Linked DNA regions of Homo sapiens: region 2 is linked to region 1. A link is a loop called in an ENCODE intact Hi-C map of the cell type or tissue named here. Cell type or tissue: OCI-LY7. All regions are shown on one strand. Each heading gives the region's core, and the rest is flanking DNA. Links, peaks and the distances in the headings are about the cores only. Region 1 overlaps GMDS (GDP-mannose 4,6-dehydratase). Region 2 overlaps GMDS (GDP-mannose 4,6-dehydratase).

The links. Peaks named below come from ENCODE experiments on the same cell type or tissue, not always from the same donor. Only the 100,000 strongest peaks of a DNase experiment are listed, where the experiment ranks them.
Region 2: it touches region 1 in a loop (8-fold over the local background); 2 of 110 quality-filtered maps call a loop at or near these places.

Annotation. Positions count from the first base shown.
Region 1 is chr6:1,789,266-1,805,438 of GRCh38, forward strand. The region is part of intron 7 of GMDS (GDP-mannose 4,6-dehydratase); the gene reads right to left. Among named protein-coding and RNA genes, the nearest start is that of FOXC1, 190 kb to the left of the region's middle. RefSeq lists an enhancer at 7,940-8,119. In OCI-LY7, for the core only: CTCF peaks have their summits at 3,898 and 4,101; DNase peaks (open chromatin) are centred at 3,896 and 8,016.
Region 2 is chr6:1,733,397-1,749,569 of GRCh38, forward strand. It overlaps GMDS (GDP-mannose 4,6-dehydratase), which reads right to left. Exons shown (of 11, transcript NM_001500.4): 8 at 9,072-9,190. Among named protein-coding and RNA genes, the nearest start is that of FOXC1, 130 kb to the left of the region's middle. RefSeq lists an enhancer at 6,270-6,609. In OCI-LY7, for the core only: no CTCF peak of the experiment used is centred there; DNase peaks (open chromatin) are centred at 2,695, 6,025 and 6,465; H3K4me3 peaks cover 2,129 bases; H3K27ac peaks cover 3,657 bases.

The DNA of each region.
Region 1 (16,173 bases), core at 3,666-11,665:
GTCATGACTGACTGAACCACTGGCCGTATGCTGACCTCACTTGGCTCAAGGCCCTGACTCTCTAAGCCCATGGTTGGCTTATCTAGCTTGGCCAGCCCCCACCCTGAAACCATACAGGGGCCCACCATGAATTACAGAGACGCTCCTATTACTTAGGAAATGCCAAGGATGTAGTCTCCCTCCTAGGAATCAGGACAAAGGCCAAATTCTTTATTATATAAGTTAGATAGAACTTGACAAAAAATTATTTTTTCTTTTTCTTTTTTCTTTTTTTTTTTTTTTTTTTTCCTGACAGGCTCTTGCTCTGTTACCCAGGCTGGAGCACAGTGGTGCGATCACGGCTCCCTGCAGTCTCGACCTCCCAGGCTCAAGCAATCCTCCCACCTTAGCCTCCCTAGTAGCTGGGACTACAGGTGCATGCCACCACACTTGGCTAATTTTTGTGTATTTTTTTTGTAGAGATGGGGTCTCACTATGTTGCCCAGGATAGTCCTGAACTCCTGGGTTCATGTGGTCCTTCCACCTCAGCCTCCCAGTGATGGGATTGTGGGTGTGAGCCACCACACCCAGCCTAAAATTACTTTCTAATTGTATCTTACTGCTGGTAGCATAGCTAAATATTATGCTAGCATTTAAAGAAGTGGCATATCTGTTTAAATAATATCACACTTATATTTATGAGCCTCTATCATTTGTGATCCACTCTGGTATATTCTATCAGTCTTTCCCCATCTCGTATTCATAAAGATACATTTTTCTGTTCCTAAATATATGACATTGCATTTATTGCTATGAAAGTTCTTATTATTTTTGATGAACTGCTTCTCACATTTTCAGAGTCATCCCGAAAACCTCACTCTTTCTGTCAACAATCTTATCAATCCTACTCACTTGGTGAGAAATCCAGAAATAAATGGTCACACTCCAGTATGACAGCTCAGAAAGAAATTTTCAGCATTTAGGGCTTATTAGACAAGCCCCTCTTCTCAAAAAGAAGATGAGCCAATAATTAGCAATAATAATAATAAGAGCTCACAATTACTGAATGCCTCCAAAGTCTCCATGGGAGTTAGGCATGGTCTTACCACAGCCCAGTAGGGCAGACACTACTATTTTCTTTATTTTATAAAGAAGCAAAAGTGAAATGTAGAGAGGCTGAGTAACTTGTTCAGATTCACACAGAAAGTGAAGTTGGCTTTTAAAACTCTTTGACTCTAGCACCTAAACTCGTAGCTGCTGTTGGCTTACCTACCTGTTTTAAAGGAAACAAGCAGATAAAAATTTCATGAGGCAAATTTTACATGAAGTTTCCAAATTTTCCAACATATCGAGGTTTTCTATAGTTTTTCTATAGCGGTTATATATAGTATATATCGTTTTTGTATAGTATATATGTTTTTCTATAGTAGCTATATATAATTGTATGATTTGAATTTTCATTTATATCCACATGTACCGAGGAATATGTGGTCTTCAGTGAATGCCAGTTCATTGACAACAATCGTGATACTTAGGGATTAAGTGTGAAGAAGTTCTGCTGCTGCCTGCTTTACCTCTTGTGGTAGGCTGAGTAATGCCTCCCAAAGATGTTCATGCCCTAACTCCTAATCAGTGACTATGTTACCTCACATGGCAAGATGGTCTTCACAGATGTGATTAAGAGAATGCTGAGTTGGGGAGTGATCCCGGCTGTCTAGGTGGACCCAATGTCATCAAAGGGCTACAAGGCAAAAGGTCAGAAGACAGAGAAGGTAAGTGATGATGGAAGCAAAGGACAGAGAATGTACTTTGTAGGCACTGGAGAGAGCCACAAGCCAAGAAATGCAGGTGGCCTCTAGAAACTGGAAAAGGCAAGGAAACAGATTCTCCCCCAGAGCCTCTGGAAGGGATGTAGCTTTGCTAGATACCTTGACTATAACACTCATTTGGACTTCTGATTCCAGAACTGTAAGATGATAATTTGTGTTTGTCTCAGTTTGCTTGGGCTGCCAATACAAACTACCTTGTACTGGGCGCTTAAACACAGAAATTTATTTTTTCACAGTCCTGGAGGCTATACTTCTGAGATCACACTACCAGCATGGTCTTTTTCTAGTGAGGATGCTCTTCCTAGCTTATAGATGGTGGCTGCATTCTCACTGTGTTCTCAACCGTGGTGGGCTGGGGGAGAGCTCTGATGTCTCTTCCTCTTCTTATAAGGACACTAATCCCATTATGAAGCCCTGGCCTCTTGAACTCATCTAAACCTAGTGATCTCCCAAAGGCCACATCTCCAAATACGATCACATTAGGAGTTACGGCTTCAACATATGAATTTTGGGGAGACACAATTCAGTCCACAGCAGTGTTGTTTTAAGTCACTGGTTTTGTAAAATCAGAAAAAATAAGAAACAAGTATGGTTTGTTCCCTTCCTCCTAAGTGGAATTAACATATTATTTCCTGTTCCTAGAATACAACGTGCATTTTGGTGTTTTTAGGAAAGATTAAACCTGAATATATTTTTAAACTTTACTACTGTTTATAATATACAGCCAAATGACACATTTTTTAATGAATTTTTAATCTAATCAAAATAGCATATATAAGTAATATAGAAAGTCAAATATTGATGAGACTGATAATAAAAAACAGAAATCTCTTGTTTCTTGCTCCTCCCACCTTGCCAGACTCTTCAGAGTCCCCTTTCAATACTTATAGTTTGCCAAATGATGTGTCTATTCTGTTATCTCCTGATCGATGTATTTGAGGAATTAACTACTGACTTATTACAGCACTACAGAATTTTTAGCATATTTATATACTTTTAAACTCACTTCCCCTCTATAATTACTTCTCAATTTTTGGTTAAGTCTATATTCATAGTAGCAATTATTAGTTTCTATATAAATATTATTTTCTTCAGAGTCAACTAGTATAACATGATTTCATTCCTTTCTTTAAAAACCCATCCCCTTTCCCCACCAGGCTTAACTGTTAGTTTTTTTTTTTTCCTCGGATTAGTTTTCCTTATATATCATTTTCTCACACTCTCCAACTTTCTATAACACACATGCCAATGTAATTTTTCATACCTTCAAACCTGTCAGAGAACCTACTGCTTCCTTTATACTCTTCTCCTGGAAACATCTCTCTTGAAGGGATCAGTGTTCAATCCAGTTTGTTTCACCTTCGATACTGATCGTTTCACCTAGACCAGCTACTGTTGTCTGCTTGGGACTTCCTTTGCTGTCATCCTGAGAATTCCCTTCTCTCTCTGTGTTGGATCTCCTGCAACTATTCCTGAATACTACACCTTCACCTTTCTTGATGTATTCCCTTGTTTTGGTAGAGTATATCTACCAATAGCTTTCTCAGAAAAGTACATGGAGGATAATTACATTAAAAATGATATGTGTTTGAAAATATCTGTAATACCTTGACTTGGTTTAGAATTTCAAATTAAAAGTCATTTCCAAAATTTAGAGGGTGGTTTTGCTCTACTGGCTTCTTATTCCAATATTGATAGAATGCCAAATTTACTCCTGATCATGTGTCTGAAATCTGTACTTCTGGAAGTTTTATGATCTTCTTTTTAACTCCAATGCTGAAATATGACAATAACAGTATTTGGTGTGGGTCTTTGTTCATCCACTGAGCTGGACAATTACACAGCCTTTACAATCTCAAGAATTACATTCTGCTCTGGGAAATTTTCTTCACATATTCATATGATAATTTCCTTATATTTTCCATCTCTCACTATGAAATTCTTATTAGACGTTTTCACTCTTCAGTATATCCTCTAATCCCCATGTATCTCATCTTCACCCCTTTCTTGATGCCCTTTCCCTATCTACACTCACTGCAATAGTGATCTCTTCTAGTTTCAACAAACGACTTCTTCAGGTTTCCTCCAGGGGCACTGTGGGGCAGTTTCCTGGGTCATGATACATTCCCCAATGTCCTGTGTTCTATGATAGTCTCAGAACCCATGATAAAATGACTATGCATTTGTGAGGTACTTCTCTACTCCAGGACGGCTTTAGGAGCCTATGAATCTGTTCTAGGGATAGAGATAGAGGTTAACATGAGCTTAAGAGTTCCAGCTCACTTCAGAACAGTTTACAAGAAATTCAGATAAACTTATAAATTCCATTTCCCCTTAAAGTAGGCCTGAACCAGGGTGGGAAACCTTAAATGACCTCTTTCAAGAAGTTCATGAACAAAAATCTGACTTATGATCTTTAAGATGTCCATGGACTTGATGAGTCTGCTTTTATGTCAGCGAATGTCATCAACTCCAGGACACCTGGATGTTTCTGAGCCACCGCAGGTGGAGACTGGAGTACCTTGTGTACAGAGGTGATACATATAGTTTATTGTGAAGGCAGCTCATCTTCCTACTTTAAAATGCCAAAGGAAGTCAAAAGCCACGTAGAGGAAAATTACTACCCTTTTCCTTCATTCTCTGCAATTTTATGGTCACCTGGAATTCTGGGTTTCTCATTTTGCTTAGTATTCCTGGAGAAACACAAATTCCCTGCCAGTGTATCTCACATCTCAGTGCTTCTCCCAAATGTCTAAGATTTTAAAAAAACAGAAAGTTTGACCAGCTTATTGCCAAAAATGAAGAAATGTTTGTACTCAGTTTAAAATATAATGTGCTTAGGTCTATAGGACAGAGTCGCCAATAATGGTAGAAGTGGAATGATGGAAAGGGCTTTACACACTTACGTGGGAATAACTTCATTTTAAGTGAACAGGGGATGAAGACGGATACTTCTAAACAAAGATTGGGTCAGTGAATGATTATCCCAGGAGGATGAGAAAAAAGAAACAACAAAATATAATGTTTGGATCTATCTGAGGAGTTTATCCTAACATTTTGAAATGAATTTACTGGCCACTTTTCCAATGCCCTATCAACACCTAGAGGGTTCTTTCTCCTTTTATGATAAACCCATGAAGATTTCCAGTTAAATAATTGCATTCCAAATCCCATTTACGTATGTCTACTCTAATCCAAAGATTTATTAATCTAAGATATTCTCTAAAATAACTTCACTGAGGCAAAAAAAAAAATACTTGGAAAATTGCAGCACCATATATAAACCACTGAGGTGGTACAAAACATTTAAATAAACAAAGACACATGTATATCAGCAAAAATCACAGGGAAAGGAAACTACGGCATTATATAGAAAGCTGGGTGTTTGGTTGGTGGTCGAAACCATGGAATGTTCTATGTCTAGGGACAGAATCTGAGGTCAAATCTGGTACTGAGAAGCTGCAGAAAATGTACTAGCCTTAGAGAATTTGGCCTCAGTTTGACTTCATAACACAGTAGGGTTAACACTGTTGGGTTGAAGGAATGATTAAATATCATTTTCAAAACTTCCTCTCAACTCTGGATATTAACAATGGTACCCAAATCATTTTATAGATTGATTGAGAGCTATATACATTTCCTGACAAGACCTTTATATGTGTACTATTCGGGACACGTCATTCTTATCCCAAATATATAAAAATCATATGGAACCTCTGAAAAGGAGACAGATGGTCCATTCTAGATTAAATGTATTTAAAAGTTAATTTACAGGGGTGAGCCACTGCACCTGGACGATGATATCCTAAGTAATCTAAAATGAGGCTGGGGTCAAGGTGCGGTGGCTCACCCCTGTAATCCCAGCACTTTGGGAGGCTGAGGTGGGGTGGGTGATTACTTGAGCCCAGGAGTTTGAGACCAGCCTGGGAAACATAGCGAAGCCCCATCTCTACAAAACAAAAACAAAAACACAAAAATTAGCCAGGCATGGTGGCGCATGCCTGTAGTCCCAGCTACTCTGGAGGCTGAGGTGGGAGGATCACTTGAGTCCGGGAGGCAGAGGTTACAGTGAGCTGAGACAGCACTACTGCACTCTTGCCAAGGTGACACAGTCAGACTCCGTCTCAAAAATAATAACAATCATCATCATCATCAAAAATGAATGTATTTTCATACATAGACTTCTACATGCTACCAAAGACTCTGAGGTACAGATTTTTTGTTTTTTAAGGAATTCCCAGTTATATCTAAAACCCACAAGGCATCAAAATTACACTAATGCATACAACACTAGTCTAATGGCTAAAATGACTGTGTGGAGTCTACTGATCTTCCTTCTGAATATTCATCCCTTTTCCCATATATCTGTATATATACATACAGATATATGATGCATATATGCATATATTTCTCTTAAATCATTTATTAGGAAGAGTATCTATGCGTGCCTCATAAACTGTATTTCCTTATTGGGGAAAAATTAAAAGGTGAATGAAACATTACAGATTTTAAAATGATAATCAAACAATGAGAAATGGGCAAATCAGGAGGAAATATGCTTTGAATGCAAATAAAATTTAAAGATTAGTTCAAAACAGAAAGTTCACATGAAATGCTTCAATGGTATAATAAGCTTTGCAATTTAAAGAACTTGTAAATAAATGTTCTTATTCTGAAAGCAGTTCATTCACATTAACAGTCATCCACATTTCAGTGTACTCAATTTAAACATCTCCTTAATTTTAAAATATTCAAGAAACATTTGCAACAGGACCCTAAATAAGCACTCAGATGAATGCTAATAATTTATCCGAAATATATAATCTGCATAGTCACAGTGACCCAATAAACAGTGAGGCCAGAGATGGGGGGAAGGCGGGGACTGGCCAGTTCTCTTCTCTCTACAAACTCCACCAAATTAGCAGGATGCCTGTATCGGAAGAGAAAGTGGTAACCAGAGGTGTGGCTTCAGCGGAAAGAGTTCTTCTCCCCATGTAAGCACAGGGTTGTGTATGCTTCTCTATTCAACAACCCCACAGGACCTGGAGGGCTCTGCAGCTGTGAACTGTGGACAGGGCTCTGGGGAAGAGATCCTGGAATGCTGGCTCTGGAAGTCCACCCAGCCTCATAGTTCCTCCTTGTAGGCTTACCGAGATCTGGGATCTGTAGTCATTAAATCTTAGGCAGGAAGACATGTAGGAAAAAAAATCTATGTAAGAAAAAGTATGAAACTTGTCATTTTTCAGTATGATAGATCTTCAAAAAATAGGATAAAAAGTGAAGCTGGTCCAGGTTATAGACTACTCTTAGTGTATTTTCAGACCCTTGTGGCACTTTTAAAAAATACAAATTCTCAGGCCTCACGCCTGCAGACTGCAATTAGGTATACTGGAGAGGGGCCCAGGAAACTCTAATTTTATAAAGCTCCCCAAATGCTCATAATGATCAAGTCATGTTTGGGAGCTCAGATTTGATGCTGTTTTGGAAAATTTCCTTGGGATAATATGACTTCAAATCACAACCCTCAAAATTTATTTCAATCTTCTAATATTGAACTTCTACATACACTTGCTCCATTAGCAACATAATAATTCACTGACCCTCTCGCTTCAGTTAAAAATAACAATCATAAAATATTAATTTGCTGTGTTTTCCATTCAAATGCTCACTTTGTTTTAGTAGCGAAAAACTTGAGGAAGCAGAGAACAAGCTTCTTCCTTCCTCTGCACTTAGGAAAGATGTAGCTCCTTCAAACTGTAGTGATGTTTGATACGCTCATCAGATGCTTTACCCATTCCCTTACAGTAAGTCAGTAAAAAAGTGATCTGATTCAGTGAGGAATGTTTATTCAAATGGCTCAAAAATGTAGGAAGAATGGTGTTACTATATGCCCAACAAATGATCCTTAGATCATGACTGCTGTGTGCTCAAGCAGGGATCCCTAAACCCCAGGCCAGGGACCAGTACCAGTATATGGCCTGTTAGGAACTGGGCCGCAAAGCAGGAGGTGAGCAGCCTGCAAGCGAGCATTACTGCCTGAGCTCTGCCTCCTGACAGATTAGCCAAGGCATCAGATTCTCACAGGAGCGTGAACCCTACTGTGAACTGCACGTGCGAGGGATCCAGGTGGCACACTCCTTATGAAACTCTAATGCTTGATGATCTGAGGTGAAACAGTTTTGTCATGAAAGCGTCCCCACCCCCCAGTCAGTGGAAAAATTGTCATTTAAATGTTATAGCTGGCCTGCTATAAGCACAGGTGTATCTGGTAAACTCCACATGTTAAAAAGGTAAAAAGAACTCTCTCACTTCCTTCTTGAGCTTAGGTCATAAATATTTTAATAGACTTGTGTCCACCTATGCTGACTTTCTATGAAACTGAAAGCTCCTCTCAAGTAAGTGTTTTGTGATGTTTTGATTTGTACAATGAAAAGCACAGTGGCAAGTATATGTCAGTACTATCATCATCATCAGAGTTACTAACATTTTAAAATAGTCACAGTCCAAAGCTACACACATTAATGTGTTTAATTTCCCACTGGAATCCTATGAGGTAAGTATGAATATTATCTTCATTTTACATAGAGAGAAACTGAGGCAGAAAGAACTTAATAGACTTGGCCAGCATTTCACAGCTAGGATGTGTGGCAGAGCCGGTATCTGAACCCAGGAAGCTCAGAAATTATGTTCCAAGGGACACCATTCACATAAATACAAGGGAAGGTGTGCATTTGTGGACCCCAATGGGCACAGCTTGGAGTGTCCTCTATAATTACCAGATCCCATGCCTTGGCATATACCAGGACAGGTTTGCTAACAAGTCAAGGCATCTGCACTTTGATAACAGACACTTTGATGTCTCTGTTTGTTTCAGTTTTGTCTCTGACTCATTTTTCAGTTCTAATGCTAGGAATGTCACATAGTTATTTCCTGGTTTTATATATTCAAAAGTACTCCTGGAAAACATCTTCCTGCAATTCTTGAACAAAGGAGTCAAAGGACACAAAGTTTTCACATTTTTCCAGTTTTGGTTTCGATCTCAGTTTGTACCAGCTTCAGAAAAGCACTCATTCCAAAGTTCTAGAAATTTCATTAACTGTGACTGCACTCTGAAGAACAACCTTGCTTAAATTTTGATGTATAAATTTACTTCTAATTACAGAGCACACACACACACACACACACACACACACACACACACACACACACACTCCTGTCTTAAAAGTTTTAAGAATTTAAAAGCTATCATTGCAAGATGCAACTCCACACTGTGGTATGATTTTCATATAAGTCACTGTAGTGGATAATTTTAAAAGAAACCAGATTTTTAAAGAAATATTAAGAAACTGTTTCTGTACTTAGTTCTCAGATAAGAGCAGAACCTGTAGAACCACTGAGTCTTGTGCAAACCTTTTGTGTGGGTGGGTCTGGAAGAGCATCCAGGCTTTCTCGTAGCTGGAATGTGAGTGAGGCCCATGTGGAGGTAGAAGCGTGAGGCTCCTTTGGATCAGAAGGCTCTGTAATTCTGCCTAAAGCCAGCCACCCGCTGAATCTCCAAGAGAAGGCAGAAGCCATCCCTTCTCTTGGCGTATTACTTGTTTGGGAGTCCTCCAAGCGAATGTCCCCTAAATGTCAAACAGAACCGAGCACTGTAAAGTTCTGTTTTGCCAGTGCCTCCCTTGCAATCAGATCCCATTTTCTGGTTTTGGCATCGCATACTGTTGGAGAATACGAGACAGCTTTGTTGACACCTACACCGGGTGTGTGAACTGCAGGCTATGACACACTGGTGGCAACACAAACCTGTATCTTGCTTGCTTCAAAACATACTTCTTCCTTATGGAAAGTACTGGAACACAAATAACTTAAAAATCCCCCAACTTACTTCTGTCAAACATAGGGTGTTCTGGGCCTGGTCCATACTTCACCAGCCAGCAAAGAGGCATTTTGATCACTAAGACTTGTTTTCAAATAGGAACTTTCAAACCTTTACTCCTACCGATCCCTAGGATATCGTGTAGGTCAAAGATTAGCGAGGGAAGGGACTGGAGCCAGGGATCTGGGCTGGAGGTGGAGTAAGAGTGGAGAACTGGCCGTGACGAGGGTGGAGGGTGCGGGTGGTGAGGGGAGGCAGCTAGTTCTGTGCTTCCCGCTGGCAAAGAGTCCCCCGCTCCCTCCTTCTTTTCCCCTCAATGTTCAGATAATAAAAAACAGTCTCTTTAAAACATCCAATTTATTATGGATTTAATCTCTAACGATGATATGCTGGAGTGGATGGCATATATCTAAGAAAGCTCAAGCCTTGGCAACACGGTGCCTTTTGACTCCCAGCCACCTGCCTTTGGTCTAGTTTTCTTTTTCAAGTTGTGATACCTCTGATGGGAATAATTTTTAAATGGGAAAACTGTGATCAAGATATACTTTTAAGTCTGAAGGTCTTCATTATTATCGAAATAGGTGAAAGAAGACGAGAAAATAGGGCTGTGCTTTTCCTTCCCTACTTTCTAGTCACATTCTAGAATAACAGAAGTCAGGAAAGAAGGAAGGCAAAGCAAGGAAATCAAGAGAAATTGGCTGAGGGGCTGGGGAGGGAGGGAGAATTAAAACTGGAGGGAGACTCCAGAGAAGATGACTCTTGATATATGCATATGCTACCCATTTAATGCTGTATGTTGCCACTAACACACATTGTTGATTTCAGGGTTACAGCCTACGAAACAAACTGCGTACTTTGTTCCTAGATACACTAATTTTGGGACTCCCTCTCTGAACACACAAGAAAACTCAACCACTACTTCAAATACCTCCTCACACATTTATATCGGTTGGAGATTTGTTTAGATTAACAGACTCTCCAAGGGTTAAGATAGTAGGTCATTCATACCTTAATGTCTTTTTTTAAAAAAAATTAAAATCCCAGCTAGCTGCAATGGTCTCAGTGATTCAGAGCTTTGCAGTAAGGGAAGAGAGCAGGAGGCCAGGGGAAGAGGAGGCCAGCCTTCCCTTCCTTCCTCCCACCTTGACTAGGGCTGCTTGATGATGCCCATATGGTGGTTGGCCTCTGAAATTCTTCCTTCTCGACAAGGTCTCCTGAAATAAAATTTAGGTTTCCAAGGTGAATAAGGTCTAGTTTAAGTAACATGATATATGGAAATAAAGAAGCTTCCGATTCTGAGAACTCTGGTTGTGAACCCTAGCAACTCCAAACACAGGTTGTATTGATATTGGTGAGCTTCTTCAACTCTTTAAGTCTCAGTTTACTAATTTGTAAAAAGTGGATAGTAACACCAACCTTTCTCAGGAGGGTTAGACATCTATAAAAGGCCAGCAGAATGTTCTTATGACTCCTACTCACAACCATTTCTTTTCTTTTCTTTTTTTGAGATGGAGTCTAGCTCTGTCACCCAGGCTGGAGGGCAGTGGTGTGATCTCAGCTCACTGCAACCTCCGCCTCCTGGGTTCAAGTGTTTCTCCTGCCTCAGCCTCCTGAGTAGGTGGGACTACAGGAATGAGCCACCATGCCCAATTAATTTTTCTTTTTCTTTTTCTTTCTTTCTTTTTTTTTTTTTAAGCAGAGATGGGGTTTCACCATAATGGCCAGGCTGGTCTTGAACTCCTGACCTCAGTGATCTGCCTGCCTCAGCCTCCCAAAGTGCTGGGATTAGACATCTATTTCTTCAGAGCACTGCACAGTTATCATCAGCTCCTTAGCCCTGGGTGAAGCAGGCACAGCACAGCAAACAGCTGCAAGAAGTGGATGTGATTCTGCATCTGAAAGCACAGAGGTGGGTCTGGACCTCCAAGAATGGAGTCACACCAAAAGATGTCAAGGTGCTGAGTAAACTTCTGGGAAGAACTGCTGGAGGAGCGAACTCTGGTTATTGGTGATTCTTGAAGAGTGTGTCCTGTTTCAGGGTAGTGAATGTGACAGATCTCTGCAGCAGGCAGCTGCCACTTCATCCCTGCTCCTGAAAAGTGACACTCGGGGGATACAATCTGCTTCCAGGTGCTCCCTGGAGCCCGGACCATGAGGACCTGTGACTAGAATAGCCTGCCCAGAGCTGTAAAATGTGCTTATTCTATGAGACCTGCACCGAAATTACCTTTCAGGAACAGAGAAATATTCTGTGAGGAAGCTATGCAAGGTGGCCTCTTGAGGAAGGGGGCACAAGTAGACATTTCCAGTTTGTTCATGAGTTTTCAAAAAAGCAAGCTATGCTCCTTACAGGAATGAGAATCTTGCCTTGTTGGAGAATAATGAGTACACAGATTTTTGTGATTGTTATTCAAGCTGCCAATCCTGGTAGCTATTCAGTAGATAAGTAATTAGTAACAGTTTTGTTGGACCATGAATATCAGAGATTCATACCCTTTGAATAGAACCTTAATACAGCAGTAAAGGTTTATAGCTGTATAAAGCTGTCCAGCTGGAGTGGAGGCAACCCGCAACATTTTCCATGCAAAACCCACTCACATGATGCATTCCCCACCCCACCTCACTCCCGTCGGAGAGGCAGGGCAAAGGGAGCAGATGTTTGCACAGGAATTTTCCCAGGGCTTAATTCAAGAAGCTAAAACGGTGAGCACACCTGAGCAAATGAGGCCTGGCTCTGGCGGGCAGCCCCGGGCACAAGCCCCACATTTTTCCAAGACTATGTTTTCCGCACACAGAGGGCCATAGAGGGTAGAAAAGAAAGGCATTTTCAAGCTTGAAAGTTGGAATTCTGTCCACTTGCTATACTGTTCAACTTTATCAGCTTTCATGAGGGGACAAAGAAGAACCACAGTAATTTTTAGCTTGTTGAATTTTGTGGTTTATTTATTTACATCTCAGAGAAAGACTTCATCTAATGCTACCCTCCCACCCCGAATAAAAACGGCACTGGACACTATAATGTTGAAATAGCCACTGACCTTAAAAGCCACTGTCTCAGGCATTGCCAGTAACAAAATTGGGAGTTGGATATTTAAGCAAATTGTACTTAATAAAGGCCATATTTGCCTAAATAGAAAAACGGAGATGCAGTACCACCTAAAGTGAAAAAATGTTGAAAGTTTCAGTAGATTATTCCAATGTAAAATAAAATCAGCTTCTTCAAATATTTCAACAGAGGTACAAGTCTTCATTTGAGAATTTACATTTCCCATAAATTAATACTGTCCTAATGAATGTACAATTTTGCAGACACCAGTTAGTCTGGGATCTTGCCTATAGTCGTTACTCAATCAATATTACTTGAACTGAAGGACAAGACAGCAATCTGTGAGACCAAAAAAAATAATAAAGTTTCTACACAGCAAGCATTTTCTATAATAGGCATATCTCAAACTAATAAGGCAGGAAGTATATTTAAAAAAATGTTTTTGCTTTAGGTCTAAAAGATTTTCCTTTCCAACTATAAAACAGCTGAAATCATGTATCCTCAGCCCAACATAATTTCACGCCTAATTTATGGAAATAGAATACCAAAGGCCTCTGAAAGGGAGAGGGCAGGCAGGAGAGAAAGGATAGTGTGACATTAACACAGGGACCTGCTCCGCTGTTGTTCGGCAGGAGGTAGGCCTGGGCGAGTCTGCCCTACAGGGCGGCACAGTAAGATTCCAGCAAAAACATGTGTTATGCGGGGAGGAGGGGGCGCTCCGCTGAATGAACTTACTGTTACCTTTTTCCCCCTCTAACATAAGTCTTCTTTTTCCTGATACTGTCTGAATTTGAAACATCTAATTTAATCCATTGGAGGGCCAGTCTTCCTTTTATTTCCTGTCTGTACTGAAGCAGTCGCCTGTTTCAATTACGACTTTCTCCAGCTCCTACATTTCTTGTGCTCCAGCTGGCTCAAAGTGCACTTCCTTGGAAGGTAAAATGCACTAACTGTGCTGATCGGAGACTGATAGCTGGAGAGCCACAATATTTAATAGCTGCGCTGATAAGGAGGTTTAAAAAAATCCATTTTTGAGCCTAAACAAAAGGATATTATGTAGCTGCATGTTCAATTAAGATCTAGTTAAATTCTTTTTTCCCATTATGTGGAACCTCATGCAGGCAGCCGACATAACTCATAGTGTTATGGCAAATTTCATCGGCACTGTATGTTTGAGAAATGTTTCCCTCCTGCTTTTCAGTTAGTTACTGCTGATTTGGGACCAGCTTGGTGCAATTATTTCAAAGAACAGAAATGTGGGATTGATACGGCATTCTTGCAAAACCCTGGCTGGCTAAAAATAAGACTGTTTTGCAGTCGAGAAGGCAAAAAACGTCTCTGGGCTGTAAACACCAGTCAATGTATTTCTTTTCTGCTTTATGAAAACCACAATTTTTTTTTTCTTTTTTCCGTCTCTCCTTACTCATAGTGTAGTTTAATTACAGTTTAATCTCTTTCAGCGAGCAGCCCTTGAGACCTTATTGTTCAACCACAGTATTATCAAGGCTACAGCTACAATTTATGGCAAAAGGTGGAGGCTCCCCTTTAGAAAAACCAAAATGCTCCCTTCCCGTCCCCAAATAAATAAATAAATAAATAAATATAATAGTTACTTTATTACAAACTCACATTACAAATTTTTATTAGGCTCTAGAGATGCCAGGCCAATAATTAAAGAAATACCTGAGAGGTGTTGATCAACACTTACCCTGTTTAACTCTGCTGGGTCAATAAATCTGCAGGAAAACTTTTAAGTTAACAAGATTGTTTGGGCCTCTAGTTGCTGAAAATATTTGGTTACACTGAGGGGAAATGAGGTGGGAGAGAGTGGAGGAGAGGTTCAGAAGTAAAAAATGGACTCTCCACTTGCTTGGGGTACAGGAAATATACAGTAAAGAGTTTGCTGCAACTGAAGGGGTGAATAAGGTCAGTAAATTATTTTTGCTGCTTTAAGCTCACAGGTATGATTTAGTGTCTCTGAGTTTTAATACACATTTTGAAAGAAGTGCCAAAATCCTAGGGGTTTCAATAAAAGAGAAGGTAAAACTTGGCTGTTCACCACAAGAAAACAGATTCTAAGCATAAGGTGACTGCTCAAATTCAAGGCGAAACTTTAACCATTAATTTGTCGTTGTTTTTGTTTTTAATAAGATGCGCTGTTTCCTTTTTGTCTTCATTCTTTAAATGCTTTATGGTCAATTTGATTTGTAAATTCATTTGCTCTAAAGAAGCAAGAACAATAAAAGCTCTCTGTGCAGTTTGCCAGTCCTCACTGCTACGTGGCGAGTTCCCCTTGTGCACACCAGCTTGGTTCTAAAGAGGCCGTGGAAGCCATGCATTTCCCGTCAGTCTGAACTCACGGCTGGCCAGCGGGCAGATGCCCATGTGGCGCACCCCGGCCATCCCTGAGGCTCATCTCCACCACTGGTAACTGTGGCGTCTGCCACCTCCACTTCTCCTCTCTGCTTTTTTCTTCCCCACTGTTGGGATTCTGGGTAAAACTGTTGGCTTTATTGCTAATTTTGCCAGTGAATCAGAACTGCAGTGCGTGCTGGGCCTCAGCAGATTCACTACCACAGAACACTCAGATCTCCTATGTGTCATGAATTGTATATGCTTTCATTTAAAATTATAGAACTTCATTATACATTAACTTTATAGAAAGAAGCCAGCAAACAGAAAATTCTAAAAATTTATTAAAAACTCACTTCGAATCCTTATCAATAGGTTTTTTTTTTACATGGCAGAAATGTGTTTATTCTATTTTGTGATTTTCTAAAATTCTTTAACATCATACGCTCATTTTCAATGGCAGCTGAACTATATTACCCTTAATATTTTTTAGGCTAAAGTCATCTCTGCCAAACTTTAAGGCATAGAACACTAAGCTCTCAATGGAATGTATTTCCAAGGGCTTCAAAAGAATTAATGCCTTCGTTCGAGGAAAAACCTTGGTCTCTAAGTATCCTGTAGCCAACCTTCTAAAGAAGTTGAGTGGCTTTCTATTTCAAAAAGAAATGAAGACAGCTATCTTACCATCTATAACAGAGTGTGAACTTTCCCACCTGCTTTATTTCATTTTTGGAGCTGATGGGTCTCTCTTCAGTAACACAGAACTCATATCTCTGTCTTTATATTGTTAGATTTCTATAAGGTAAATTATTAGTTTAGTTCTTTGAGATGGTTCAATGCTAAGTTGTTGGATTTTTATTAAATATTAATATAAGAAGGGGTCTGACATTTATGCTTTATTTTTCCTGGTAGTTATATATGCACTACAGTATTACAAGATACACTGTTTCTTTTCTGACCAGGAGGAACATATCTTACTAAAAAGTGTATTTTGATGTATTGACAGTCCCCCACATACATGCCACTGTACAGAGTTATATGGTATTCTGCTGTACTGCTCTAACATGTTTACCATAAGCATTCTAACAGTA
Region 2 (16,173 bases), core at 2,477-10,476, 57 kb before region 1:
TGAGGCTGTGTGTGGAGGTGGCTCCTTGATGCCTTTTGGCAGAACAGGGGGAGAGAGAGGCCAGGCAGTGACTGGAGGGACCCCGATTCTGAAGGGGCCTCTATAAAAGACGAGAGGGAGCCTCAAAGGAGGGCCAGAGGCCAGATGCAGTGGCTCATGCCTGTAATCCCAGTACTTTGGGAAGCCGAGGCAGGCGGATCACTTGAGGCCACGAGCTTGAGACTAGTCGGGGCAACATGGTGAAACCATGTTAGGTCTCCAAATACAAAAATTAGCTGGGCCTGGTGGTGTGCACCTATTGTCCCAGCTGGGCCTGGTGGTGGTGTGCACCCATTGTCCCAAGTACTTGTGAGGCAGAGGTGGGAGGATTGCTTGAACCTGGGGGGCAGAGGTTGCGGTGAGCCGAGATCGTGCTACTGCACTCCAGCCAGGGCGACAGAGTGAGACTCTTGTCTTAAAAAAAAAAAAAGAGGGCCAGGGCTGAGTGGGGAGGCTGAGCGGCAGCCTGAGCCTCTTGAGCAGGCAGAAGGGCTGAGGCCATAGGCCAGGAGGAGGCACTCTTCCAAGGGGCATCGGGGCGACCTGCTAGTGGGACAGGGGAAAGGAGGGCGGGTGCCGTTTTTATGCTTGGGAAGCACTGCTTTAATCACAGAGCACTCTAACATTTAAAATACAGCGCTAGTGTAAACGGTGAACCCTGGATCTATGAGAACCTTAGCTGTGTATGGCCTCTTGCATTGCTACTGAAATGGAGGCTGGTTAGCCTCCATCCATGCCTAGAATTCTTCCATCTTATTTATGATAATTATTCTAAGTAAGGGGCTTCTGGCAGTACTCAGCCCAGGTGTTATGTTGTAGTTAAGGAATAACCATCTACCACAAAAAATGTGAAATTTAAATCCATTATACAGCTGTTCATGTAGAAGGCACTTCTTAAGATTAACGCCTACATCTATTCTGTGATTTCTCTATCGTGGGGCCCTTATGAATGTCACTTGCTGAATTCATATGCCAAGAGGCAGGCAAGTACCATCATCTGCAGTGCATAAATGGAAGAACACAAATTCACAGGGCTGAACAATTTACAGATGGCACGTGGGGAAGGGGTGCTGGAGCCAAGACTGCCAAGCCAGGCTTCTGGGCTGCCCCACCCTGGGCCCAGACAACACCTGTTTCACGTGGTCTGAGCCAGAAAGGTGTGGTGCCCTCTCAAAAGGGCATGGCCATTTTTGTGGGGAGGCCTCCTCAAACATTAATTTCAGTAAGAGTGGTCAGCTGGTCAATACTTCCCTTGCTTTCTTCTTTTTAGCAGTAGGACTGAGAAATTACTTAATAGGGAGGCTCCCCTCTAAACAGCCTTTTCTTATGCTTCATCCCTAGGAAGTCAGACTAGGAAGATGAATTCAACAGAAAAAGCCTTGCGAGGTGGTGCTACTGAGGGTAGCTGAAGAGATCAAATAATAATAATGATAATGGTAACAAGAAGACAAGACCAGAGATGGCTCTCCTCGGCTGTGAAAATGACAGTGAACAGATCTTCTGACGCAGAGCTAGCATTTCAAAGAGCCTCAGCGTGTCCACGCTACCTCGCACAGCTCATTAAATGCGCTCCAGCTGCCTGCTTCATTTATATTTACCCAACTGGGGCATATTAGCCACCCCCAGTGGATAAGGATGGAGCTTCTGCTGTGTGGGGGAAGCAAAACTTACAGAGGCTTCCTGAGGGGCCACAGTGAGTAGGTGTGCCAAAACGACCAGTGCCCAAGTACCCCCAGAGTCGCTGCCACTGTTCTGGGCCATCTGCATCTGCACCTCTTTCACCTACACGACTGTGTCTATCCATCTCCCTTCCTCCCATCCCCACAAATCTTCACCAAGCACCCGCTAGGTGCCAGCCAGTAAGCTAAGCCAGTTGCTAAGGACACGGGTATGTGGAAGCTAGACATGTCTCTGTCCTTAAGGAGCCTGCAGTCTATGGCCACCACAGTCTTGTGAGGGAATGATGGCAGAGAGCCAGGGTGCTGTCAGAGCCAGGAGGTAGGCACCTAGCACAGACTAGGTGGAGGCAGGGTGTTGGTCAGAGGGAGGATGCCTAAGCTAAGACCTGAAGAATGAGTGGGAAGTGGCCAGGAGAAGCAGACGGAACTGTAGGAGCAGGCATTTGACGAGCCCAGTGTGGCCAGGCTGTTCCACCCTCGCTCATCAGCTTACCCAGTGCCCACACACAATGCACTAGCTCCTGCCTCCATGCCTTTTCTCATGCCCTCCCACCCACCTGGAATGTCTTCCTCCTTCCTATCATCCGTATCTCCCAATCTGGACAAGGTCCAGCTTACATCTAACTTTCTGCAAACATAACTCCAATCATGATTGTGAGGCTATTACTTCAGTATCAATATAATAAATTTGCACAATGTCTTCATATTTGCACAGATATTTGTAAATAATGTGTTCTTATTAATTGACACCCAATTAGAGTCTATATTTCTCCAGGGCTAGGAAATCTCTTTCAATTCTCTTTGATTAGTTTGGCATTGAGAGGAAATTAGATGAGCAAATAACACATTTATAGAGCACCTAAGAGGTGTGAGGTGCTGTGCCAGCTGTTTAGGTACTTATGAAGGCAGCAGTTATTTTGAGGATCTAACAGACCCTTAGTTAAGAAGGAAAATGGGCCCGCGACCTGGTGAATTGCATCAACTGCCTATGAAATGAAATGAGGGTTGCCTCAGACCCACAGCCCAGCATGACATCAGGGCTCTATTTAGATCTTGCAGGTGCCAATAATTCAAAAGTCTGTTGCTCCAACAAAGGCACTACAACATCACCTTATGTTGTAGTATTTTGTTTTTTAAGGGTTAAAAATCTAAGCATCTTAGAAGTTCAGAAACATAAATGATAGTAGGATTCAGATTTCCAGGAGGGAGGTAGAGAGACAGAGAGGAAGAAAGCGAGAAGAAAAAGAGAAGAAGACCTCATTTAAATGGTAACTTGAAGCTTATATGAAAAGTCCAACCTCTTTATGATGACCAAATATAATGTGAATACTCTTGAAGGTGTGAGTCCCTTTAGAGTCTCTCCAGAAAGTTCTCATGGGACTCTACGCAGGTTTTCTCAGCATGACTGCTTTTTCTAGCTCTAATGGGGATTTTGAGTGACGATGAATGAAGGTGAGTTATATTTCCATCACTCAGTGTCACAGATTTTACTCCACCTGGTCACAGCATGGACATCAAAAGAAGCTTTGGCAAGCTGCTGAGGTGGGAGTTAAATCTATCTCAGGGATCAACGGTGGCTGGTCTAAACACACCACATTGAAAGGTTAGGGAATAATACAGAGCTGCAGTGAGTTTCCTTCTCCTGACTTTGCCCCTACATAGAACCCTTAGAAGTATGGCTCATTACATGAGAGTTCTGTTCATCACCAACAACTGACTGAGTGGAGGGATGTGCTCTCCCACAGTGAGTTTGACAGTCCCAAGCTCTGCAAATTCCCGAGGAATGCATTACAGTAGCTACACTGGCTGCAGGATCCACCCCCTGGAACCTGCTGCCAGGCCTTCCTTCTCAGGAGCTGTCTTCAAGATCGGCCTCCAGAGGCTTCATGAAGCTTAGGACCCAGGGTCCAGAAATCCCATCCATCAGGAAACAGTGTCAAATGAAGGGAGCAAGGTGCATGAGCACAAAACAGCTTGTTACCTCTGCCAGGAGGATTTTAGAAATGGGTTTCTTTTCTGATGTATAACAATGTTGCCCTTGTTACTTTTACTGAAAATGTAAATTCAGTACCACAGACTACAATAACACTTTCCATGTCTGAAACATTACCCACCTCCCACAACGACAACAAGCAGCAGATGTTGGTTCTCACCTGGTTGTAGGGTACTCTTACAACTCTCTTCTCAAAATTTAACAAGATTAATGACAGAAAATTAGTCAAGACAAGTATTTGCCTGTTTGGGTTATCCTACTATCATCTTAATTGTAGGAGAAAAGTGTTTCCTTTTCACACTACATACTTAGTGGTAAGTTGATGTGAAAGGAAAAACAAAACACAGCACTAAAAAGAGCCCCAACAATGCAATGTGCTCCACACACACACAAACACACACACACACACACACAGAGATACACACACATACACACCACACACACAGATACACACACACACCACACACACAAAAATACACACACATACACACACCACACACACCACAAACACACACACAGATACACACGCACACATACATACACATACACACACCACACACACAGATATACATACACACATACATACACACACACGCACACACCACAAAGACACACCACAAACACACACACACATACACATACACATACACACACACCACACACACAGATACACATACATACACACATACATACACACACATACACACACACCACAAAGACACACCACACACACAGATACGCGCACAGATATGCACACATACACACATACATACACACGCAACCCCACACACATACACACCACACACCACACACAGATACATACACACCACACACACATACACAGATACACACATACATACACACACATACACACACACCACAAACACACCACACACACAGACACACATACACACATACACACACCACACACACACACCACATACACCACACACATACACACATACCACACACACACCACACACATACACACCACACATATACACACACACCACACACCCATACACACATACACACACAGATACACATACACACACACAGACACATACACACACACATATACACACATACACACACACATACACACACACAGATGCTATCAAAAGAAAGCAGTTGTCATAAGGCTGCCTTTCTCAATACAAATGACTGTGTAAGAATTTAAAACGTTACCTTACATTTTATCAGGACTGCATGTGGTACTGATCTGCTTCCCCGAATATCTTCTACTAACCCAAACTCAAATTAATGTGCTATTTTCTAATAAATGCAAAACAAAAATTATTCAAATTACTCAAGTGATGTCAAAGACTTCAAGAGGAAATATCTGTGTCGATTCTAAATATACAGATGGCGACACGTGTCAAGCCTTTTCGGAGAACATTACAACGGATAAATTTTAAAAACGATAACAAAAATGGGAAGAGACAGCAGAGCTTAGAATAGCAAAAGTGAGAATGTTCCAGATGCTGATTGGTGTGTCTGATACGGTACAGCCTCATGTAATATGAGGCAAGGACACAAAGCACAACAAGTAGAACTCTGAGCTAGCAGAAAGCTTTCTAGCTTAATTAATGGCAATGCTAATGAGACTAGAGAGCTTGGCTGTCCTTCACCCTCTACATCTGGCTGTTCACCAAATCCCGCTGATTCTAAGACTCAAATCAATCGCTCCTCTCCCTCTCCATGTTCTCGGCTGAATGCAGATCCTCCTCATCCTTAGCTGGACAGCTCCAACAAGCCTCTAGGGAGGAAGCATGGTGGTTTCCCTCAAGCTGTCCCCACCATATGAGAGGGAATAAGGCTAACCATGAAATCTGCGGAAATCAGGATGACAGTGGGTGTTTCTGGGAGGACTTTCTGGATAAGCTGGCTTTTGGGATATCCACTTGTGCTTAATTAAGTATTTACAGAGCACCGTCAGCTGTTGAGAGCACTGAGGATAACCTGGGAAGGAGACGATGCCCACAGGCATGAAGACCTGGGTCTGTGTTCACTGCAAATATCCTATCACAAAGTTTTTTTTGACAGCATATGAACAAGAAGGATAAAAAGTGCACATAAAGGAAAGAGGAGCGTCTTGGGTCACAACATACTCATTTCAGACCCTGGCTCTGCTACTCCCTTGCTGTGTGACCTGGGGAGAGCACTGAACTGCACTGTGCCTCAGTTTCCTTCTCAGTGCAATAGTGCCCCAGCCCTGGAAATTAAACACAGTAGGGGTGCGGCTCCTGGCATGCCTCCAGGCTCGCCCTAACCACTCCCTGCGTGCCGCGGTGAGCATGGGCTGTCTCTGTCTGTCTTGGAGCACATCCTGCCGTTCTTCTGCAATAGCATCCTGCTATAGGGGAAGACCCTGCTCCCCCGCATTCAAACAGTGGACTTTCAGTGGGGCTGCTCATCCCAGAATCCTCACACCCTGAAAACAGGCCAAGGCCTGGGATCCAGTCCCACGCTGGCCACAGCGACAGGTCTAGGGATAACTGCAGGACCCACAAGGGCCAGCCACAGTCCTTCCTCAGGATTTTTCTAGGTGGATTGTTCTTAAAGGTTCTATTCCTCTTTTGACTGTGTGAGGCTGTGTCCCCAGAAAGGCAGTCTAGACTGCCCTCTGCCATGGGGAGCAGCTGAGGGATGGAGGCAACATCCCAGGGCACTGGAGCCAAGAAGCAGAGGGGCCCTGAAGGAGCACCAGGTACCTAAGGCTACTCTGAGTTCAGTTTCAGTTCCTGAAAAACAGAAGAACTCTGACTGCTGGGAAAGTCCATTCACTTTTCTCCCTTTCCTAATATAGTACTAAACAGTTTCACTATGCTTAAGCCTTTATTAGCATAGATACTTCACACATTTAAAAAATAATTCATGCGTATCATCCTTCGCAACTTTTGGAGCATAACAGGACACTCCTAATAATAAAATGTCATGTTTGATTCCTACAGAGAACATAAACAAAAGTGCACATATTTTTTAAAGAATAAGATGTTATGCTTACATCTTATTTTTCTCATTAAACTTGTTTAAGTATAATCTGTGTTATTCACATATACAATATAAATTTGTTAAAATATGTTAGAGAGTTATTAAAAAAAGTAATTAATGAGAGTGGCAGATATTAATTTCTGCTAAACTATACGTTTTAATTAAAATTTTTGGGCCAGGTGCGGTGGCTCATGCCTGTAATCCCAGCACTTTGGGAAGCCGAGGTGGGCGGATCACTTGAGGTCAGGAGTTTGAGACCAGCCTGGCCAATATGGTAAAACCCCGTCTCTACTAAAAATACAAAAATTAGATGGGCGTGGTGGTCCATGCCTGTAATCCCAGCTACTTGGGAGGCTGAGGCAGGAGAATCACTGGAACCCAGAAGGCGGAGGTTGTAGTGAGCCAAGATCGTGCCACTGCACTCCAGCCTGGGGGACAGAGTGAGACTCCGTCTCAAAAAAAAAAAAAAAGGAGGGTTACTTAGAAGCAACATAAATTTTATATTTGAAAAGTATAAAAAAACCCTCAATTCCAAACATAATCAATCCAACAATGCATTTTTCAGTCCACAAGAGAAGAAGGCCAATTTTTTTTTTTGAAAAATGAGGTATCTTCTTTAAAAAATAAAATAGAAGGCCAAAAGAATCAACATAACCAAATTACACTTCAAAGATTATTTTATATCTTCTTGCTTCCTATCTATATGCTATTTTCCAACTCCCCATATTATACGTAAAATTTGAAAAAGATCTTATTTTTGCCTTAATTTTCTATAATTAATGTCATTAGTTTCCTGCACAAAGTTTTCATGCAAAACAAATTTATGTAACTCTTGGCCACGAATTGTCAATATTTTTCATAAAATTGGAAGTATATTGAGACAAAATGTTCACAAAATAATTGGGCAGTATCTCTTTTTCTGAGTGTTCTTATTTTTGTTTTTAAAATTTTAATTGACACATTATAATTGTACACATTTATGGGGTACATTTTGATATTTTGACACATGTATATGTTGTATAATGATCCATTCAGGGTAGTTAGTGTATCTCTATCAGCTCATGCACATATTTCTTTCTGGTGACAACATTAAAAATTCTCTCTTCCAGCTATTTTGACATATACAATAGGTATTGTTAACCTTAGACACCCTATTGTACAACAGAATACCAGAACTTATTTCTCCTATCTTATTGTTACTTTGTACCCATTTACCATTCTCTCCCCAGCCTCTTTCCACCCATCCCTTCCTCAGCTTCTGGTAAGCACCATTCTACTCTCTGCTTCTCTATCATCTTTCTTTAGATTTCACAGGAGTGATATCATTCAGTACTTGTCATTCTGTGTCTGGCTTCTTTCACATAACATGATGAAAGAAATTTGGAAAATTTTCCAAATTTCTTTCATCTTTCTTTTAAGATGTTTTTGGCCAGGCGTGGTGGTTCATGCCTGTAATCCCAGCACTTTGGGAGGCCAAGGCGGGTGGATCACCTGAGGTCAGGAGTTCGAAGACTAGCCTGGTCAACACAATGAAACCCCATCTCTACTAAAAATACAAAAATTAGCTGGGCATGGTGGGGCATGCCTGTAATCCCAGCTACTTGGGAGGCTGAGGCAGGAGAATTGCTTGAACCTGGGAGGTGGAGGTTGCAGTGAGCCAAGATCGCACCACTGCACTCCAGCCTGAGCAACAGAGCAAGACTCTGTCTCAAAAAAAAAAAAAAAAAAAAAAAAAAGAAGGTGCTTATATTGAGACAAAACATTTAAAACTAAAAAAAGTAAAATAAAATAGTATTTAAAAATAAATGAAAGTAAAAACATCTTTCTTTTTTTTTTTTGAGATGGAGTCTTGCTCTTTCACCCAGGCTGGAGTGCAATGGCATGATCTCAGCTCACTGCAATCTCTGCCTCCCGGGTTCAAGCGGTTCTCTTTCCTCAGCCTCCTGAGTAGCTGGGATAACAGGCGCGCACCACCACGCCCAGCTAATTTTTGTAGTTGTAGTAGAGATGGGGTTTCACCATGTTGGTCAGGCTGGTCTTGAACTCCTGACCTCATGATCCTCCTGTCTCGGCTTCCCAAAGTGCTGGGATTACAGGCGTGAACCACCGCGCCTGGCCAAAAACATCTTAAAAGAAAGATGAAAGAAATGTGGAAAAACTTGGTTTAGATGCTGACCAACATCTGACAAATAACACAAGTAGGGCTGGATGCAGAGCAGAGCAAAGGCCCCACTCTACACTGAAACTTTCTGTATTGCTCTTCAGGAGAGTGAAGGGGGAAGATGACAGCCAGAACCGAGGCTTCAGCAAGCTCAGGTGCATACCTGCCAGAGAGCTACAAGTAGTCATTTCTCAGGTATACTTACACAATGGTTTTTCCAATGTGCAAGAATGATTTCTCGACAAATTCCCGGACACTATGGACCTCCCCAGTAGCTATAACGAAGTCCTCCGGCTCATCATTCTGCAACATCAACCACATAGCCTAGAGGGAAAGAGAGGCAAGTTCACTTTGAAGTCACACTCAGTGGCCACACATTGTTTTCCAGTGCACATAATCAGATATGGACATCGACAGCTGGAACATGAGCATGAATTTCATAGCATATTCTAAGCACAACAGCAATGGCTCCCAACTTTTACTGAGTATCCGAATAACATGAGGAACTTCTTGGTGTGGATGCCAGGGCTGCAGCCGTAGAGGGGTGGGCTCAGAGGCCTGGAGATTCTCTCTCAGAATATTTATCCTTAACATCCCAGGTGATTCTCATAGTGCAGGTCCTCAGACCACAACGTAGAGGAATGTGATGTGAAGCAGTGTCTATGGCAAATAACCTTTTTATGGTATTATTTACAAAAAGAGCAGTTCTAAAAGCACTGTTTAATTTTTCTTCATATCATAGATAGTAGTCAAGGAAAAAAACCATTTAAAGACAGGTATTTGTCCTCAAAAGTAGAACTTAATTTTTGAACAATAAAGTTGAGAAGGTACTAGTCAAAAAACAAAGTAAGTGCGAATCATTAATGGAAAAACAACCACGTAATGGAGAGTACTACTATTATAAAAAAGCTGTCTGAGAGGCAATGAAAACATTTATCCCAGAGTTAATGGGTTCATAAGGCAGCATTTCAAGGCCAGGGGCTCAACTTCCACATCAAAATGGATGTCTAGCAGGGCGCGGTGGCTCACGCCTGTCGTCCCAGCACTTTGGGAGGCCGAGGCGGGTGGATCACGAGGTCAGGAGATCGAGACCACGGGGAAACCCCGTCTCTACTAAAAATACAAAAAAAATTAGCCGGGCGTGGTGGGGGGCGCCTGTAGTCCCAGCTACTCGGGAGGCTGAGGCAGGAGAATGGCGTGAACCCGGGAGGCGGAGCTTGCAGGGAGCCGAGATCGCGCCACTGCACTCCAGCCTGGACGACAGAACCAGACTCCATCTCAAAAAAAAAAAAAAAAAATGGATGTCTATACAGGTTCACTTTCTCAGTAGGAGCCAGGAGTCTGGTGGGCAAAAATGCCACTGCATGTCCAAGATACTGACTGGTGGCACCAGCGCAGCCCCGCTCCCCGTGGTTAGCTTTTACCAACAGCAGATAGGCCTGGAGTTCCTGTATCTCGCAATTGCACCTTAAAGATTTTTTTTTTTAATACAGATAGGAGATGAAGATTTAAAAAAAAAAATAAGTGTAGCAGGAATCCAACAGGAATATGTCTCTTCAAAAAAGGTTGAAGCAAAACAAAAAAAAATCAATCTCTATTTTTTCATCACTTCCACCCACTTCTCAAAATAAAATAGGTAAAAACAGTAAGGACTTAATTATAACACAGCCTCCAATGATATGTGCATTGAACTCTCGTTCCAGCAAAATTTAAACAAAACTGTTTGGTTTGCGTCTCCCTAAGTTGTTCCTTGATAAGCCAAAAACAAGAAGTTGCTAAAATCAATGAGCCAGCCTATTTTCTCTTAGAAAATGCCACCAAAAAAGTTTAATTTCCTTTTTATTCATTGGAATTTGTAGAAAACTTCTAAAAAATAAAATTTAAAATAATTTCTCTTTTACCTGAAGTTATTTCCTGTGTATGTTTTTGTATTTTTGGTCTATTACAAGATTGTTTTAAATCATATGGAAGACAAGATTTTGGTCTATTTTATATGCTTTGGAGATGTGGCATGCTGGTTGGGACAATGGTAATAGTTTCAAGTCAGTGATATTCTATAAAGTAACTGACGGAAGAAATTATCTTGGCGAGAAGACATATTTGTTCACATTAATGGAATACCTGCAATTTCATTTTGCCTTAAGAAATCATGGTTGGTGAACTGAGCCACAAGACTTTTTAAATGTTATACTACCACTACTACTACTAATGATAAAGCATGAGCTTTTAAAAGGCATGAAATACAAGTTGTTCACTGTTTTGGGATAGTCCACACAAGCAGATGGAGTCTACAATGGCTTGGTAGCTCCCTGAACACTGTTAAACACTGGGGGCTGAGGAGAGCAATGAGATCTGAAGTACAGCCCAGGCTCGGCACCGTTTGTCAAGAAGTTCCCCAAGGTGTCTTTCTGAAAGGGGCACCAAGGCCTGTGTGCACGAGCAGAGGCCTAGTGAGCAGCTGCTCCTTGTAGGTCTGTGCCTGCAAGTGAAATTCCCGCGGCCTGGAACACCCTGTCTCCTCATCTGTCTGGGAATGCTGACCTCTCTCTAGGTCCCGGACCAGGGTCCCAAGTCTAGCCACTGGAATGAATTCCAATGCACACAGTATGGTGGCTTCACCGGGATCGGGCCTGCCCTTTGGCCCGCTTCCCAACTAAGCTGAGCCTCCCACTTCACCCAAGTGGGCGCACGAGTGTACCCGTGGACACACACAGAGGCACACGTGCACACACACACACACAGAAACTTATTTTGGCTTTTGCCAAAATACCTTCAGAATTTTTAGGAAAAATTAAATGATGCCTATGGCTAGAATTCCTATCTGAACGTTCTTCTGCGGGATTAGATGTAAGGGGGTAAATACACTTTAATGTGTTTGACTCAAATTTCCATTCTAAAAATAACATCTCAAATAGGTCTTTCAGGGCCACTCAGCTTATTTTACTTCTTTAGAAACAGTCCGCTGTGTTAGAGTGGTCTCAAAAAAGTCCTATTTTTAGTCATGTGAAAGAAGACAAGGACGTGCTAAAAATGTAAAAGGAGAAACTTGACTGTTGGCTACTGGTGGGTCACTTGGAGAAACATGACTGTTGGCTACTGGTGGGTCACTTGGAGAAACTTGACTGTTGGCTACTGGTGGGTCACTTGGAGAAACATGACTGTTGGCTACTGGTGGGTCACTTGGAGAAACTTGACTGTTGGCTACTGGTGGATCACTTGGAGAAACTTGACTGTTGGCTACTGGTGGGTCACTTTAAACACCGGCCCGGGTCCCCTGGTGCTTGTTTTGTTCCCGGCAGGAATCTAGGGATCAGTCAGGGCCTCTCCTTTTACTAGAGCAAGAGCCAAGAATCTGCTCTTTTCTTCTCCATCAGACTATCTGTGGCCTTTGACCTATCAATTTCTAGGCATTTCCTCTAAAGTTCATATTGTACCAGACTCCAGTCTGGGAATGAGAAGAGAAAGGATATACAACTCCAGATTTATTTGTTATTACTGAATAGTTTACTGGTTTCAACAGAGGGATAGGGCTTTGTTTAAATTTCCACTGAGCATAATTAATGGTTATTGACTGGTAAATGAAGAACAGGTGACACTCTGGATTAGAAGATAAATGATCCTGTGTTCTGGTGTGATAATGGGTTAGTAATTCACCACAAAGCCGAGGCTGAGTGCATCCCGTCGTAATGCTAGATCATGTCCAGGAGACAAAGGCCCCTGTGTGAGAAGGACGCAGCCATCCGCCTCCTTATACAGCTGCACACGTTGATGTGCTCCATTGATTCCCTGATGGATGGCACAACTGAGGCAAAAGTTCACCCGTTCTCACCTTCCTGTTCACATGCTGGACCACATGACCCATGACATGGCCAGGCCACACTCTGTGATCAAATCGCCACCCAGCTTTGGCTTCTGACTAGAGAAACAGTGTTGAGGTTACATGTTTTAGAGGTCAGTCTTCTCTCTTTGTCTCTCAAGGAATGAAGGAGGAAAAAGACAGTCTTCCTGCATTCTTTTGGTGTCCTTTGAGGATGTGACTGACTTGTCCACTTCCTCAAATACTTATTTACTTTCAGTCCTGACCTGATTACCAGTGCACATGAAAAAAATCTCCTGTTTTTTAATCCATCTCACAGAGAGGAAAGCAAATCAGTTAAGGAATGTGCCAGGGCTTCAGATTCTTTAACATAAAAATGTCCCTTAATTGCCAAAAAAACAGGGCAGTTTTCAAATCATGTCTTGCATTCATTTTGCTTTTAAGCAAATGAAGTTCAAGGGAAATCTGACTCCAGACCATTGACTTTTGATGGCCAAGTCAAGATGGGTATAAATATTACTTAAATTTGGACACGTACTCTTCTGTAAGTATATAATTAATCTATCTGTTCTACAAATCCAATTTGGAGAAGTAAAAATAAAACTTTAGTTTTATTTATTTATTTATTTATTTATTTTTTGAGACAGAATCTTGCTCTGTCGCCCAGGCTGGAGTACAGTGGCACAATCTCGGCTCACTGCAACCTCCGCCTCCCGGGTTCAAGCGATTCTCCTGCCTCAGACTCCCGAGTAGCTGGGATTATAGTTGTGCGCCACCATACCCGGCTAATTTTTGTATTTTTAGTAGAGATGGGGTTTCACCATGTTGGTCAGGCTGGTCTTGAACTCCTGACCTTGTGATCTGCCGGCCTCAGCCTCCCAAAGTGCTGAGATTACAGGTGTGAGCCACCGCTCCCAGCCTACAAAACTTAAATTTTAAAATGTCAAATAAAAATACTCCTCTCTCACAGTCTCCCATTTGGTAATTTGAGGGGTGGATGCAGAAGTGGTTTGGGAGGCTCAGGAAGGGCCACTCCCCTGCTTGGGAAGCTGCCAGCTCTGGTGGCTGTTCAGAGCTGGACCAATGAAGGAGAACACTCAAAGTGCATCACCACAGCCGACTGACTACACCTGATTCCGTGCATGCCTTCTGTGGTGGGATGTGTGTTTGTCTTAAAAATCTGGATTCTACAATTGCTTCCACCTCGACGTTAACCTCCAGTTCAGTATCCAAGCCACAAACACTTATTAACTGAGCTGGCATCCATGAATAACAAGATTTGTTAATGAAGGTTATGTTTAACTATGTCTATTTGACTGTTACTTTTTCACCCTGGTGCTTTTGTGCTTTACGTGCTACTGTCACAAAAACCTTAAAACTACACACACACACACGCTCATGCGTGTGCGCGCACACACACACACACACACTTATGTATGTATACGCATTTCAGGGGAGAACATGTATGAAATAACTCTAATAAAAATCATGGAAATTTGAACAAATGGAAATTAAAGTTCCAGAGAAAGGATGCCCAGTGTGTACCCATTCACATGCGTTTCATCTCTAAACATTATTTAGTAGCTGTTTTCATGATGGCAGCCTGGTATTTAGTTTGAGTCAGGACCTCCAGTAGTTTTGTGGTCAGCCAAGCCTTATTCTTTGTGGAATTCACATAGGTAGGTCTTAGGTCTTTGGGTTAGTTTTAATTAATAAAACTATACTAATAAAAACAAACAGTGTGAAACCAAAGTCTGGCCTTATGGCTATGTCTATTTTCTTCCTGGGCAAAAACGCTGTGTCACACGGATTCCTTAGATTAAGGGACTTTTAGACGTTTTAAAGATACGACGTTACTGAACAGAAAAAAAAAGATAATAAATTAATCAAAGGACCAAAAATAAAAGAACACAACCCAGAAAGCCATATAGCTCTTGCTTCTTTCTTTGCTAACATATCATTCTATATCAACACCATATGTACTGAAAGAAAGAGGCAATGTCAAAATTTGTTTTGCCCTTTATCTTTTAACTCTAGCCAGGAATACACAGCTAAAAACTCCAGGTTGGGGTTAATGTTTCTCTTCCCTAGAAACAATATAAAATCGAACAGCTCCTAGTCTTGTGTTAATCATTCTGAATCAGTTTTCTAGGATATTATCTATTCTTTCAATTTGCAGATTCTAGTTATATATTTATTTCTTCTATTTATCTTTGAATATATCTTATCTCTTCTATTCAATTTCTTTTTCATGCACATCAATTATGCATATATCTCTTTTGTTTTATCTTTTACATCTATCACCTCCGAGCTAATCATTTTTGGGTTTTGTTTCATATTAATTTATATGATTTCCTCCAGCCTGTTCACCTGATTGTTTTAGTAAAATTTATTTTATATTTTGTTGGTAACATGGTTTCAATTTCTGTAAGGGTTTTTTTCTCTTCCATACTTTTCCTGTTTACTACCAGGTTGCTTTTTATCTTTTTGTGACTTTATTTAAGCCAGGGGACAGACAACTTTTTTCTTCTAAAGCCAGATAGTAAGTATTTTAGGTTTGTGAACCACATGGTCTCTGTTTCTCTGCTGTTGCAGCACAAAACAGCCATGGACAAAATGGAATCAAATGGGTATGACTGTGTTCCAATAAAACAGTTACAGGGCCCATGGACTACGATTTGCCCACCTTTGCTTTCAGCAAACTTAACAAAAATATGTTGCCTGTAATTTCTTTGACTCTACAGAGAACAATTACCCAAGCTCTAGCTGCTAATTTTTTTGAATGATACCCCTTATGATATGCACAATGCATCTGTTTGCTTATGTTCCTTTTCTTCTTCTTGCAATCCTTTCCCCACTCACACTCAAGCATAGATTCTGGGGTAGTGCCTTTCTACTTATTATTATACTTGAACAAGGCTGGCTGTTCCCTGAAGAATCTTAGGAGGGGGAACAGGAAAGTACACTGAGGACAGCCTGCAGCTTTAATTCAGGCTTCTCTGAAAGCCCTCTACCAACTTCATTGCACGCTTTGCCCCAGGACGTGGCTGCCACAATTTCTCAAGATTTTGCTGGTGAGTGTGATTAGTGGAAAGGAGCCCATGAATTGTAGGGCTGCCCTGGTGCTCTCTGGCGATGTTTGCTTTCACTTTGCCTTTACCCCAGATCACAATCTGCGGTGTTCCTTGGCTAGGAGGTTATGCCAGTGACAATAAAATTGGCTTCTGGCTGGTTGTAGTGGCTCACACCTGCAATCTTAGCACTTTGGGAGGCTGAGGCAGGCGGATATCTTGAGGTGAGGAGTTTAAGACCAGCCTGGCCAACATGGCAAAACCCCGTCTCTACAAAAAATACAAAACTTAGCTGGGCGTGGTGGGGGCGGGGGCACCTGTAATCCCAGCCACTTGGGAGGCTGAGGCACAAGAATCACTTGAACCCTGGAGGCGGAGGTGGCAGTGAGCTGAGATCATGCCACTGCACTCCAGCATGG